Regions from separate parts of the Mus musculus genome. Here region 1 is linked to region 2. The links are chromatin loops, found by intact Hi-C in ENCODE. Cell type or tissue: gastrocnemius. All regions are shown on one strand.

Region 1 (8,000 bases), 45 kb before region 2:
TGCCACCTTTTCTTTTCTTTTCTTTTCTTTTTTAACCAGCAGAATAGAGAGGAAAAGTGTACAGTGGGCTTCAGTCAGAGGTGGAGGTTAGGAAGACAGGAAGGAGACAATTTGTCAGGGAGAGAAGGCTCCTGTCAAGACAATAACTGAAAAACGAACAGAAACAAGGAGAGCAGGCAAGCAAAGAGAGAGGGCTCCTTGGTTCTGTGAACCACTGGGGGTTGGGGAGCAGGGAAGGGCCCCCACTTAGTGAAAGCTCTCTGAACCGGATAAAGCAATGCCAGAATTTTCTAGTATTTTCTCAGCAGAGTGAAAAGGTGAATGTCCTCTTAAATCATTAACCTAACAGGCACTCAAGTCCGGGCAGACTCTGTCGTGCGGGGCGATAAGATTCTGTGACCACTCCAAGGCTAGAAAAGCACGCTCCACCTTCCGTGACTGAACAAGCCCAGTCCCGGCTCCCCCTTCCTGCTGAAGTAGGTCAGAGGTCTGCACCAGGATGGCCTGACTTTCCTATCGACCACATTCCAGGATGTAGGGCCTTCAGCTGACAACCAGCTTCAGGCTTTTAGGGGGTTGTGCTCTGACCCTCCTTGATCTCCTCACCACAGGGGACAGAGGCTGGGAGGCCAAGGAGATATTCTCAGAATTCACAACTTCCCTCTAAACCTCACTAGGACATCTTGGCTTACCTCAGAATTCCTTGTTCAAATGTACGAAGACTAATTCCAGGACTTGCCTAGACTTCTTTCCCAGCGCAGACAACAGTACTAGGAAGTGTAATTAGCTCCAGGCTTGCCAAGTGGAACCTGCTGCAGAGAGCATGGAGTGCAGCCTGGAACAGCCACTTGAAGGCCACTCTGTCAGGGGTGGGAAGAGAAGAGAAGAGTTTTGAATTGGGGTCCAGGCTCCCCCATAACTTTACTTTCTGGTAAAAAGAAAACTTCAAAGAGTTCAAGAATTTTACATTCTAATCGGGCTGGTCTTTGGTTCTTTTATCAAAGTGGAAAGATCCTCTTTATCAATTTCACTTACAACTTCCCCACAGTTAAACATATGAATTATATTGTCTCATTTATCCCTTTACCTTTGGCCTTTAATGGACTGGCCTGACTCCATCTTAAGTTTAAAAAAAAAAAAAAAAGATTAAAAGCCATCTTGTTACAAGGTCAAAAAAAGTTCATCCCTGTTATCTGTAAAACTTGGATTTGACCACGTCTTACCTATTTTCTGGAATTTGTCACGTTCCACACCCTATACCCCAACCTCCACCCTGATAAGATAAGATGCCCTGCCAAATAATTTTGAAATGTTCAGCCAAGTTCCTACATAGCCAAAAGTCCTCCGGAAATCCCCCAACCCTTGAAAAGCCCTTGCTCTTACAGTTTGAGGAGGGGGCTATATAAACCCCAGTGTCTCCTATAGCCAATGCTATTTTCCCAAACCTTTACTCCCATTTAGTGGGATTTGTAACACCTTATAAATGTTAAGAAGAGGCCTGACCCCTGTAATGTATTATTTCCCTGTTATAAAACAAAACAAAACAAAAACAACAACAACAACAAAACTACCCTTCAACATGATCATTATAAGTTTATTTGATATCAGTTAGGTCAGAATTACACTTCAAAATGGTGAAAAACAGAGATTGATTTAAAATCTTGTTTGGATTTCCCAATAGATTTAGTAGCTTATATTCTCTCCTCAGATGTTGTTATCATTTGGTACCCTCTGACAGAGTATATGTTTCTGTGTTTTATTAAGCTGCCCTGTTTCCATTTAAGTTATCAGTTCTTATCTTCCTAGGATATTTAAGTTACACAGCGAAGCCTTATGTAGAAGGCCCCATGACCAAATACCGGAGCAAATTCCCAGTCGGTCCCTTTTGATCTCGAGGCTTGCTCGGGACTCTGTCCATCTCAGATGCTTTCTGACATGTGCAGCTTCACCTGCGCTGTACCCGACTCCTTCCTGGACCGTCCCTGAGCCATCTTCCTTCATACTTAAAGGTGTAGAATCGAGTGAGAAGAAGAATGCTTAGCGGCTGCACTAGAGAGAAGAGGGAGCCACTGTCCCACAGTGGCTGGTCCTATAGATCCATAGTCTTTATTGCCTTTCACCTTAACCTCCCCCTCCACTGCATAACATCCTCCAAATGGGAGAGGACCCTTTCAGAAGAATCCATGCTAAGACCCTTGCAGAAAAGTCCGCCAACACATCTCAGTGCCTTCTTTGCTTGTTATCAAATGGAGAAGTAGGAAGTTTGGTTTCTAAAGAGTGAGACAAGAGCAGCTAGCTGAGGTGGAGGAGACTTGACTCCCTGACAAGCTGCAGTTAGGTCACCAGTTGAATGACATGGGTGATGTCATCTTATTTTTCTCTTCCTGTTTTTTTTTTTTTTTTTCCTTTTTTCTGTGAAGTGTACTGAAAGAAATGGGGGCAGGTAGAATTTATTTAGCTTACTCTTTTACCTCAATGGCAACAAACTATCCCATCCAAATGTCAATATTGATAAGAGGTTGAGAAATTCCAGACCAGATAAACTATTTCTAAATCTCCTTTCAACAAAAATTGAATAAGATGTGTTCCTTGGTCATTGCTGTTGCTGTTCTTTTTAACACGCAAAATCATTTCTCTTTTACTCAAAATCACTCAGCCACGGGTCTGAGTCTCCAGAACATTCCTTCCCTGTGTTGGCTCTGCTCTTCAGCTGTGCTGATCTTATTCCTTCGTAACCATATGCGCTCTGGCCATCCTGCTGGCAGAGAAGGAGAAAGCAGATTAGAATAGTGTGCCGGATCTTCCATCTCTGACCTGATACAAATCCTGCACTCAGGAACAGGTGGATCTCTGTGAGCTTGAGACTGGCCTGGTCTCTATCATGAATTCCAGTATATCCAGGGCTCTGTTACACAGAGAAACCCTGACTCAGGGAAAATAACAAGGAGTGCGTACAGACAGGTGTAGTCATCGCTACAGGACCACTTTTAGTTTGTTCTCATCACCTCTAAAAGAAACTGTATGGATTAGTAACTTCTACTTTCCCTCAACTCCCTACTCTATCCCTAAGTAAACACTAATCTACACTCTATTTCTACAGCAACCTATTCTAAACCTTACTCTCATTGTGGAATCAGAAACTATTTTTCACATAGCATAGCTTTTTTTTTTTCACATAGCATGTTTTCAAGGGTCATATGAGTTATACCTTTCCTTTAGATGTCATAAACAATGTTGTTATGAACATTTAGATAAGAGCTTTTATATGGTCATATTTTCATTTCTTTTGGGTTATACATCGAAGAGAGGAGTTGGTCCATGTGATAACTGGATTTAGCCTTTTGAGAAGCTGGCATATTTAGGGCCAGCAACATGGTTCAGTGGGTCAAAGCACTTGCCACCAAGGCTGGCAGTCTGAGTTCCATTTGCAGGACCTACACAGTAGGTTGCAAGTTGTTCTCTGGTCTCTACAAGTATGATGTGGCACATACCCACATACACATTCAATAAGTATAATAAAAAGAAATGAAACTGACACATTCTTTTCTCTTTCTCTTTTTTTAAAGATTTATGTATTATATGAAAGTGCACTGTAGCTGTCTTCAGACACCCAGAAGAGGGCATGATCTCATTACAGATGGTTGTGAGCCACCATGTGGTTGCTGGGATTTGAACTCAGGACCTTCGGAAAAGCAATCAGTGGTGCTCTTAACCGTTGAACCATCTCTCCAGCTCCCAAAACTGGCCCATTCTTTCTCACATAACTATACTCTTACCCATTCCTGACAACAATGCATGACATTAATGCTACAACAATACAGTTTGAAGGGGAACCCTGACCCCTGACACCCCCTCCGCAGGCTGGAATGTTGATCACATGATCCCTAGCTGGTAGAGATGTGTCAGTAGCTTGTGGAAGTGGGATCTTGCAGGAGAAAGCTCCTGGGGGTGTGGTTCTGAGGACAGCCCGTAACAGCTTCTGTCTGTCTTGCTCTCCGCTTCAGCCCATGGGATGAAGTTCCTCCAGGGTGAACAAGACATTCAGTGGGTAAAAGCACTTGTCAGCAAGCCTGATGATCCACAGTCAATGCCCAGGACCTATGTGGTGAACAGAGAAAACCATCTCTTGCAAGTTGACCTCTGACCTCCACACAGGTAAGCACACACACACACACACACACACACACACACACACACACACATTGTTTTAAAATAAAGTTCCACACCACACACCCCATTCCCACCATGATGCTGCTTCACCTTGCTATGCAACAGCAAAGCCAAGGGCTGAAATCCTTGGAATGGTGAGCTGAGTCAATCTTTCCTCCTATGAGTTATTCTCTCAGGCATTTTGGTCATGGTTGTGCAAAACCAACTAGTTCTTCTGATGTCCCCGCACCCTCACTGACCCCCTGTTACTACGTCTTTTGACTCTAGCCATGGGAGTGGCTGTCTAGTGTCGGATCATTACAGTTTTGATTTGTATTTTTTCTGAAGATTAATTACAGCAAGCATTTTTCCTTGTGTTTAATGTTCATTCATTCCTATTGTCAACAGAAACTCCCCAGGAAAGAACTCAAGATGAAAAGGGAGCCTTTGTTTCAAAACTAAGCAGTTTCAAGCCAGGGAAATTCAGACTTTGGTACAAAATTCAAGCATATAATAAGGGCTAAAACTGTTGCCTAAGTTCTCGATCCAATCTGCTTATGCAAATGAGGCTGCAAACCCCAGGGAAGGCGCTCTGATTAGTTGATTGTTAGGCACAGCTCATTGGCCAGATCCAGGAAGCAGACTGGCCTCTCTGATAGCTGTTTACTTTGGCAGTTGAAGCAAGAACATGCCCAGGCAAGACACTCAAAGTTAAGTATTTGTGACCTCTCAATCAGTAAATGGCCACCTGGCTCCTTCTGGATTCAGACCCAGGAAGTTCTTCCTGGAGTCCCAGCTTTTCCTTAAAGATCACTGTGTATCTGCTATCTACAAATGCCTGTTCAGTTCATCCACTTTCAAGTTGGGTGATTTGTTTTGTGTTACTGAGTCGTAGGAGTTCATGTGTATATTCTAGACACAGACCTCACATCAAATACACGATTTGAACACAGTTTCTACCATTATATAAGTTTAAGGTTGGGGGAGTTTTTTTGTTTAATTTTATTTTGGGAGGGGGTGGTGTTTGTTTCTGCTTTTTTTTTTTTTTTTTGAGATCATGTTTCCTACAGCACGGGCTGGCCTCAGACTCACCACATAGCCAAAGCTAGCCTTGAATTCTGATCCCCCTCGCCCTGAACTCCGGTTCTACTACTTCCATATTCCAGACTCAGTGATTAAGACATGGGCCACTACACCCAGCAAAGTTTTAAACTTGATGACATCTACTTTATGCTGTCTTTGTTTCTTGTGCTTTGTCATCTTGTCTAAGAAACCAAGTGAACAAAGACATCGATGCTTTTTCCCACGTTTTCATCACTGAGTCTGAGCCTGAGGCCTCTGATTCACTTAGTGCTCCTTTTGATGTTTGGCGTGAAGTAAAAAGTCTTTGCATCTGGATGTAGTCCTGTTGCCCGGCACGCCTTACCTGATGAATTGTCTTGATCCCCTTGTTACAAAAAATAGTTGACCATAAAAGTCAATGCGTGTGTGTTTTATAAAGCTACTTTTTATTTCTATAATTATCAATGAACTACCTCATGTGTCACATCTCAAGTCACTATAACTATTTTTAATAAATAAAACTATTCCGAGTAGAAACCATTTTAATGCTTGCTTGTTTCCCCAAAGCCAGTTAAAAAATTCTGCTTATGCCTAGAAGCAGAGTTTCACCGAGATAGGACATAGGAGACCATGAACTGCAGAACTGAGCACGTGCATACAGCTTCCCTAGTTTATGGGGGAGGGAGGGGTGTTCGTGTGGCTATGTGTGCACTTGTGTTCATGAACGTGGGTGTATTCCTGCGTGTGTATCTTTGTGTGTGCATGAGTTCCTATATGTTTGTATATGTGTGTGCATGTGTTTATGAGTGTGGTCATGCATGTTTGTGTATGTGCGTGTTTGTATGCATGCATGTATGTGCTCACTAACCTTGAGTTCTACTGCTAAGATGCAACCCCAATCTCCAGCATTAAACTGTTCTAAAATTTACAGTCTAATCAGTTCTCTCATAGTTCAGCCTAGAATTCATTTATTTTTTAAGATTTATTTTTAATGTATTTAATGTGTATATGTTGGCACATGAGTGCAGGTTCCCAAGGAGATCAGAGTCACTCCATCCCTCTGGAGTTACAGGGGGTTGTGAGCCACCTGATAAGAATACTCTTTGGACCTCTGCAAGAAAAGAGCACGAACCACCCTTCAGCACTGAGCCATCTCTCCAGCCCTAATGTGTCTCTTGATTAAAAGATCTCTTTCCAGCACTTCAGCAGGCCAGTGAGAGAAATGATACACAGGACTCTAATCTCACAGGGTTATCTAGTCACACAAGATAAGGCTCAGGATGGGAAAGGGGGTGTTGGTTTATTAAGTTTGTTTATTTTTGGCAATGCTGGCAGTTGATCCCAGGGCCCCTGGCATGCCACTCTGCCACTGGACTGAAGCACTACTGTCCCCTGCCTGCATGGTACCTTGTTCTGGACTGAGATGGTTTTTGTAAACTGACTGATTCCCATTCTAGAGTTCATTTTAGTTCTTGTATTTAATTTCTCTTTATACTGATGAACAATAGAGCTGATGGTGTTTTAACATTTATGCCATAGATATTTTCTGTTATTTTGAATGCTGTAACATTCTCCTTCAAATTTATGCAAGCCTTGGACTTGGCAGTGATGTAAGCTAATTAATTCACAGGTCGGTTGCTATCAAGGTCCAGTAATTAAAGTCTATCTTAGAGTAAGTTATTATCTCTTCAAAAAAAAATCCCTTTATAAACTTATTCTACTTGACAGATGAAATAGTGACATTATTGACTGCACATAATCACATATGTACTTTCACCAGTAAGCACTGTGGTCGAATGGATGGCTAAGCTATTCAAGGACCTGGTTTAAAATCTGGTCAAGTTGATGGGGCTGGGGAAAGGTGACTTTGAGTTTTGCTACCTTTGCAAATACTGTCTCTTGCATTTTGTAAAGTTTGCATTTTTCTCTGCTCAAAGTCCTTCAACTTCCAAACTCAAACCCCCCTATTCTTAAAGCCAGCAATCTTTCAAGTAAAAGAAAACTGCTGGGCTGGTGAGATGGCTCAGTGGGTAAGAGCACCCAACTGCTCTTCCGAAGGTCCTGAGTTCAAATCCCAGCAACCACATGGTGGCTCACAACCATCCATAACGAGATCTGACTCCCTCTTCTGGAGTGTCTGATGACAGCTACAGTGTACTTACATATAATAAATAAATAAATCTTAAAAAAAAAACTGCTGACATCCCAGAAGTCTCCTCCACGTGTAGCTTTACCAGCTACTGTTCTAGAAAGAGCCAGGCTACTACACTCTCCTTCCTGGGGACCTGTCTTTCCAACATGGGCCAAATTCCCAAGCTAAGTGAGCCGAGAAGCTGGGCCTGTGCCCTCACAAGTACCACACAAATAATGATGTCATGCCACTCCTGACAAGGGTCACAGGGCGTTGGCACCATTCATATTCCTAGCATACACCCTAAACTGCTTAAAGCAAATGGATTCAGGTCCTGGCCAAAAGGGAGTGGAGATCAGTCATAGCCTCAAAGCCTGAGCTTATTACAACATCCCCTCATTTTCTCAGGGCGGAGTGAATAAGGTGGGTTCTAGTGTAATTATCTTTATGTAACTGAAAATTAAATGACTGATAACTGAATAATTTAAATATTGACTTAAATACTTTTGCTTTGTTGAACTTACTTTTTGAAGGACATGCTACCGGGAAATAGGCCTTTAATTTTCTAGTAGATTGAAATTGGAATGGCTATAGGAAAAATGAGCAGTGCTCCAACAGATACCCTTCCTCCAGAGGTCCTTAGAGAGAGTTGCTCTTC
Region 2 (8,000 bases):
CTGGCCTCCAACTCAGAGATCTGCCTGCCTCTGCCTCCTGAGTGCTAGGATTCAAGGCCTATGCAACTGTGCCTGGCTGCCAGGAGTATCTGAGTGTTAAAACTCCCTTACTTGCTCTCAGGGACCATGTACACTAAGCCTCTAAGTACACTATAGACCATAGTCACTAGTTTTCTTGTCGTCTTAGGGTTATGGGAACCTAATTTTCTACCTTACATATTTTTGTATTATGAGAAAACTTATTTGTGTTCTGAAAGATTCATGTAGCTCAAAATCTAAAAACTATTGTAAAAATTGATAAATTTGGGATGCAATTTAGTATTAGAGTGTTTGTCTAGCATGCAGAAGGCCCAAGGCCCTAGGTTCCATCACCAGTGCCATACAAGATAAACAAATACATTCAACTATGTGAAAATTTAAAGTCATAAAGTTAAAAGGCACACTAGGAAACATGTCTTTGGCTCATATCATAGAAAAAGTACTGATGGCCTTCATATTAAAAATTGCTAGAAGGGGCTGGAGAGATAACTCAGTGGTTAAAAGCATTGGCTGCTCTTCTAGAGTTCCCTGAGTTCAATTCTCAGCAACCACAGGGTGGCTCACAATCACATAATGGAATCTGATTCCCTCTTCTGGTGTGCATGAAAACAGAGTACTAATACACATAAAATAAGTCAAACTTAAAAAAAAAAAAAGACTAGCTGGGCATGATGGCTCACACCTTAATCCCAGCACTCAGGAGGCAGAGGCAGGTGGATTTCTGAGTTCAAGGCCAGCCTGGTCTACAAAGTGAGTTCCAGGACAGCCAGGACTACACAGAGAAACCCTGTCTCGAAAAACCAAAAAAAAAAAAAAAAAAAGACTAAAAATACCTGCTAGAGATATTGTATGATTAAATACCCTTTGTACACAAAACATTTCTAGAAATATGAGACTGAAATTTAACACTCCAGTAAAAAAATAAGAAGTAAATATTTATATATCTATTGATATGTTCTAAAATCTGTCTTGTGGAATTAAAAATTAATACTATTCTATGGGAGACAATTTTGCGAGAGCCATTAAACTAAAAGACACATATATCCTTGACTCAAACCCCCTAACTAATATATCATATGAATATGCTTGACACAATCAATGACTTGCTTGATTTAACCATTGTATAGTGTGTACATATATACATGTCAGTATCTCATATATATATGTGTATATGTATGAATATCAGTATATGTACACATACATATGTATAGATGCATGTATGTTATATATATGTACACATACATACACATACATGTTTATACATATATGTACACGTATGTCACATATCTACATGTATGTGTGCATACATGTAAATATATAATGTGTGTATATATATATATACATACATAGAACATTACATTATAACCATAAGTATACTATTATTACTCATCAAAAAGTAAAAGTAAATCTTTAATTTAAAAATGACCAAGATGGGCTGGTGAGATGGCTCAGTGGGTAAGAGCACCCGACTGCTCTTCCGAAGGTCCAGAGTTCAAATCCCAGCAACCACATGGTGGCTCACAACCATCTGTAACGAGATCTGACTCCCTCTTCTGGAGTGTCTGAAGACAGCTACAATGTACTTACATATAATAAATAAATAAATCTTTTAAAAAAAAATGACCAAGATAAAAAGCCATTCATGAAATCATTACTTAACAATAGCAGGATTGTGAGTAACACAACATGTGTGTGTTAATATGAAGCCAGTCCAGTGAACCAAAACTCATCAGAGGAATGAAATATTATCCAGCAATACAAATGAAATATATAAAAGGAGAATGGAGGGTGTTATATAACAGTCTAAAGTTTAGATCCTCATAAATATGGTTCAAAATTGGGTAACATCGGACTGGAGATGAAGCTCAGGGGTGGAATGTTTGCCAAGCATGCATGAGGTCCTGGGTTCAGCCCCCAGCACTGAGAACAAAAACCTCTCTCTGAACCAGCAAAAGGCACTTGCTGCTAAGCACAACAGCCCAAGTCGATCCCTGGGAATCACATGGTAGAAGGAGACCCAGGATATCCTCTGCCTTCATATCCATGCTGGGGCACATGCACACATACATGCTACATAATAAATAAGTATAATTACAAAAAAAAAAAAAAACCCAGAGACCATCTCCATCTCAAGACTTAGTTTCTTTGTACCATAAAATGTGTTAGTGGGTAGGAAAATGAGATTTTTGTGAATATTTATCAACTAAAGGATCCACAAGATTAGATACAGTGACTCTTCATATCAACATATCATATCAAGGACTCTTGCCAACCAGCAGTTATATTTTATATTTGCTCTAATCCGATGCAGCAAAACCATGTTTACGCCGGGCATGGTGGCAAACGCCTTTAATCCCAGTACTCGGGAGGCAGAGGCAGGCGGATTTCTGAGTTCGAGGCCAGCCTGGTCTACAAAGTGAGTTCCAGGACAGCCAGACCTATACAGAGAAACCTTGTCTCGAAAAACCAAAACCAAAACCAAAAACAAAAAAACAAACAATAAAAACATGTGTTTACACAGCAGGCTCCCCAGATCCTAGCAGAACAGCTGTTGTTAGGAGAAACCTTAGAAGTTGGCACTTTCCTCATATGATCCTCTAACTCAGTAACCCGAATCCAGTGTGCCCCTGCAAAATGAAGAAAAGTAAACCGAGGGAGATGACGTACAGTTTCCAGCTCTTGAGGAGTCGAAGTGTTAGCCAACTCCGTTATTTTGATCTTGAGAGTCATTACGTGTCTCAAGCTCAGATGAGCATTTTGTTATGAAATGTTTTAAATGTATGTGTATATTTGTCTCTGCGTGTCTGCACACAAGCCTGTGGGTGCCAGCAGAGGCCACAAGAGAGAAATAGATCCTCAAGGACTTGTGAGCTTACAAATGCTCGTGACCCATGTGGGTGCTGGGAACTAAACTCCGGTCCTCTGTAACCAGAGCAGATACTCTTAATTGGTGAGCGATCTTTCCAATCCCCAAGGGCATTTCTTTTTATTATGTCAAATAACATTCATTTGCTTAAAACAAACAAACAAACAAACTAACTAACTACTTTGCATGTAGGTTCTAGCATTAAATCAGTACTTTTTACAGAGTAAGCTTTTATTCCCCCCCCCTTCCTTTTCATTGCACTCATTTTGTGTTTCTGTGTGTATATGTATATGCACACATGTGTGGGCATTTGTGTGTCGTGACATACATATGGAGGTCAGAGGACAGCTTTTGGCAGTCACTTCCCTCCTTCCATTAAGTAGGTCCCAGGGATTGAACGCAGGTGGTCAGGCTTGGCACCTTTCCCTGCTCAGCCATCTCTTTGGCCCAAATTCGGTTTTCACATGGTCATGTCAGGACTTGTAAGTGCTCTTCCTCTTTATAAGTAACTTCTAATGCGTTCTTAACCTCCTGACAGCTTCCATTTTACGGTTCAGGAAGTCTGTCAGTGAGACTAGGCAACTTTCCCAGGATCACACAGCCAAGGAACTAAACCCAGATCTGCACTTACATTCACTACACCATAGCACCCAGCAGGACTGTTCAAAATGTAAGAAGAGGGACAGAGAGATGGCTCAGCTGTTAAGACCACTGGCAGCCCTTCCAGGGGACCTGGGTTGGATTCCCACCCACCCACCAACTATCTCAGGGGACCCTGGAGCTTCCCTCTGGCCTCCTCAGAAACCGGGCATGCAGATGACACACAGACATGCACGCAGGCAAAACACTCATACACATAAGATAAATTTTAAAATTTACATATATATGATGTAAACAAAATGCAATCTGTAAAGAACTGCTTGCAACGGTTTTCATTTGAACATTAAAGCTTCCGTCTTCACAGAGAATGTCACACCAGAGATAACCACGCCCTAGGTGTAAATGCAATGTGTTTCTAGGGTCTCCATGGCTGATCAGATGACCATGGGCCCTATTCGCATCAGCTGCTACCATACCTTACATTAAATGGAGTTCTAATTTCCCCCATTATACCTATTTGCCTTTTATTCTCAAACCTTCCTATAATCTCATCTTTTCTTTGAACTACTCCACTCCATACCTTTTACATGCCCATTCCAAGTATGTTATGTCTCTATTGGGTATTGTTATTATTATTATTATTATTATTATTATTATAGCTTTTTAAAGTACCTGATTGTGTGTGTATTGTGTATGCACAATCAATAGGGTATGTGAAAGCCAGATATGGATGACAGATGTCTTTGTCTCTGTCACTGGACATGAAACTCATGCATTCAGCCAAGCTAGCTAGCTAGTAAACCAGCATTCCTCCTGACTCTGCCTCCCCAGTATTTTACCACCCCTAGCTTTTATGCAGATCAAACTAAGGATTAAACTCAAGTTCTCATGCTAGCATGGCAAGCACATCACCTGCTGAGCCATCTCCCTGGCCCTGGTTGTTCTTAAGCACACTGATTCCCTTACAGTGTACTCTCTTTTGCCTCTTCTCCTTGAGCCTTCTGGAAACAGTCTCTTCTTTTCTCTTTTTTTCCTCTATGTATGTCTACCTATTTTGAGACAAGTTCTTCTTCTTATTATTATTATTTGGGCCAAGCAGGCCTGGAATGTGCCCTCCACTCTTGCCTCAGTTTACTGGGAAGTGGCATTACAGGAGTGCAGCACCACACCCAGACAAAGCATTAGCTCTTTTGTGAATTGTCAATTCCTAGTGCACTCAGAGTGGACGTAAATATGACATGTCAGATAGGAAATTGATCCTTAGCAAAAAGAGATAGTCGGAGCAAAGTGCGGTGATAAAATCTGGTATAAACTCGATGTTGGCTTTAAAGACTTTGGACTGTGGAGCCAGACTGTAAAGATTGAACCACGTTCCTCGGAGCGATATTCTTCAAATTCACCTACGAACCACTAACAATCAGATACAGAGATTTAGAGGCCCTTATAATTCCCATTTATGTATTTACAGATTTGAGTCAATGGCAGAGGTTGATAAGCAGCAATCAAGGCAGGAGTAAGAGGAGCAAGGTCTTGAAGCTGTACCAATATGGCTTCTTCTTCTTCCTTAGTAGAGTTCTCCTTCCTGTGCCCACCACAGAAAATAAATAAATAAATAAAGCAAATGCCACACAGAGAAAAAGAAAAGGAAATAAAAGTAAATTTATGAGCATCTTAATTTGAATTTCAACATGAAAAACACGGCTATTATGGCTTTATTACACCCAATAGCACAGAATTATGTTTCAGCCTTCAAATTATGTCATATAGTGAAGGGTCAGGGGCAAAATTACGGTATAGATCATGAGCCCCATGGTGTTTAATTATTCACAAAGCATTGGGATGTATTTCGTGGCTTAGCCTGATGCAGTGAAAAGAGCCAAGGTTTTGTAAACAGCTAACCTAGGATTGCACAGGAGCGGAGCTCTGCCTTGGAACTTTAGCTGAGTGACCAAATCACAGAACTATGTGACCTTGGCCAAGTTCCCCTAATCAAACCAAACCAGACTTTATCACCTGCAAATGGTCATTGTGAGGATTACTAACGGCAAATGAAGGCATCCGGATGCAATGCTTTAGTCAAAGGGCTCAAGAAAGTCAAGCCTCTCAAGAACTCTTCCCAGGAAGGAGGAGAAGATCAGCTCTTTGTATCTGACCTTCCCCATGGAGTAGGCAACTGAGAAGACATATTTACTGCTGCTCGTAACTCAAGAGCCTCAATAGCCTGGATTGGGTGAATTGTAGTAAGAAATGCCTCCATGATGTTCCTTTTCTGAAGAGGAGAGACAGACAGAGAAAGAGAGAGAGAGAGAGAGAGAGAGAGAGAGAGAGAGAGAGAGAGAGAGAGAGAGAGAGAGAGAGAAGACAGGCAGAAAACGTCTACCTTGTCAATCAGGATTGTCACAAAGCATACATCCCTATGTTGCTGTTTGTTTGTGACTGGGCCTGTGTCTTACAAGGCTAGCCTCCAACTTGCCATCATCCTGGGTCAGTCTCTCAAGTCCTGCAATCACAGATGCCCAGTGGCAAGTCCAGCTCAGAAAGCATCTACCTATCTATTCAATACTTTTTTTAAAAAATTTATTTATTTATTTCATGCATGTGGGTACACTGTAGCTGTCTTCAGGCGTACCAGAAGATGGCATCAGATCCCCATTAGAGATGGTTGTGAGTCACCATGTGGTTGCTGGGAATCGAAGTGAGGACCTCTGGAAGAGCAGTCAGTGCTCTTAACCACTGAGCCATCTCTCCAGCCCCTCTATTCAATATTTAAGGCCTTTTTAGAAAGATAAAACTGGGCCTTCTAGAAGTTTCAGCATGTGTTTTTCAACAAGCTTGATCTTCAGATGGAGAGGACTATCTTCTAAAAGTTGTCATCTAGTCTTATATGATGTCATGGACACACACACACACATACACACACACACACACACACACACACAAATGCAAAATAAGATATTGTAGGGTGGTTAGAAGATAATTTGAGCCAATCTGATGAAAATTATTTATTACAATTAATGCTGTCAACAGGTGAATGGTTAAACATGTTCTGATATACACCATTCAGTACATGAAAAAAAGAGTTAGCTATTGATATATGTAGCAATATAGCTGAATCCCAATGATGCTAAGTAAAAGGACTCCATAAGAGAGTCCATATTATATGATTCTATTTGTGGTATTGTAGAATATCAAATTAAACCATAGTTACCTAAGGTAGACCAGTAGACACCTGGGAAGGAAGAAAGGCAGGAAGAAGTAGGATTAAAATTGAGCCCAGAGCAAGTGTTTTACCTTGGATGTAGTTCAGTGGCATAGTACTTGTGAGACAGCTAGAAGGCCCCGAGTTAGACCCCCAGCAGCACAGGAGGAGCACAGCTCTGGAATGAGAAGTTGCTTATTACCTTCATTAGTGTGTGTAGGGATGTACATGCGCTTACCAAATTATGTACGTCCATCTGTGCCATGTATTGTATGTCAGATAGATCTCAATCTAAAAACGAGAAAACAAAACGTGCCTTGCATAGGTAAGGTTCCGAGTTTAATTCCTATAACCTAAAAAGAAAGGAATGAAGGAAAGAAATTATGTCATTTTTGCATAAAATAAAAAGGAAACTCTGGCCCTCTAGCCTAAGAGTGGATCTTCATTACTTCTTGAGTATGGGCGATTGTGATATTTTATTTCTGGGCTGTTGGGATTTAAAGGTAAAATCTGTATTTAACTCAAGTCCCTCACCTCCCACCCAGCCCCCACCAGCAGGCTACTGCTCACTAAGTATTCAAGTGTTGTTGGTTTTGGGTTTTGTTTTTGTTCTTGTTTTTGTTTTTGTTTTAAATGGGTAATCAACTATCTGGACACTTTTTGCCCAAACATTTTTTTAAAATATCTATTTATTTATTTGTTTGTTTGTTTGTTTGTTTATTTATTTAATGTATGTAAGTACACTGTTGCTGTCTTCAGACACACCAGAGAAGGACATCCTATTTCATTATGGATGGTTGTGAACCACCATGGGGTTGCTAGGAATTGAACTCATGACCACTGGAAGAGCAGTCAGTGCTCTTAACCATTGAGCCATCACCTCTCCAGTCCCTTGCCCAAACATTTTTAAATGTTTTTAGAACATCAAAATGGTTCTAGATAACTTTCCAAATTAATTTTGCAATTTTGGAAACACCCGTGGTTCACAGTATGACGTTACACTTAAGAATTGTAGTTGGACATGTTGTCCGGTTCTTGTAATCCCGGCACTTGGGAGACCGAGACAGGAAGGTCTTTGTAATTAGATGCTGGCCAGAGCTTCAGAGTCAGACTATGTCTTAGAGACAAAAAAACAAAAAAACCAAAACCAAAACCAAAACCAAAAAAAAAGCCAAAAATAGACAAAATCGAAAGGCAGTGTTCAGCTGCTAGAGCACAGAGAAAAAGTATTCTCTATAGGCCTCAGTTTCTCAGTTAAAAAAAAAGAAAAAAGATGTGTCTTTTGTGGTGTGTGTG

Evidence for each region. A loop is a pair of places that touch in the nucleus more often than their neighbours do. Peaks named below come from ENCODE experiments on the same cell type or tissue, not always from the same donor. Only the 100,000 strongest peaks of a DNase experiment are listed, where the experiment ranks them.
Region 1: a loop joins it to region 2, with 2.0 times the contacts of the local background. A loop is called at or near these places in 11 of 42 quality-filtered maps.

The regions. Positions count from the first base shown.
Region 1 is chr2:75,765,228-75,773,227 of GRCm38, reverse strand. Gm34657 (a long non-coding RNA gene) reads right to left here and starts at 4,397. Exons shown (of 2, transcript XR_374734.2): 1 at 3,841-4,397; 2 at 1,569-2,755. In gastrocnemius, a CTCF peak has its summit at 3,596 (motif pointing right); a DNase peak (open chromatin) is centred at 4,792; H3K4me3 peaks cover 332 bases; H3K27ac peaks cover 1,590 bases.
Region 2 is chr2:75,720,543-75,728,542 of GRCm38, reverse strand. No RefSeq gene overlaps it. Among named protein-coding and RNA genes, the nearest start is that of E030042O20Rik, 18 kb to the right of the region's middle. In gastrocnemius, no CTCF peak of the experiment used is centred here; a DNase peak (open chromatin) is centred at 3,341.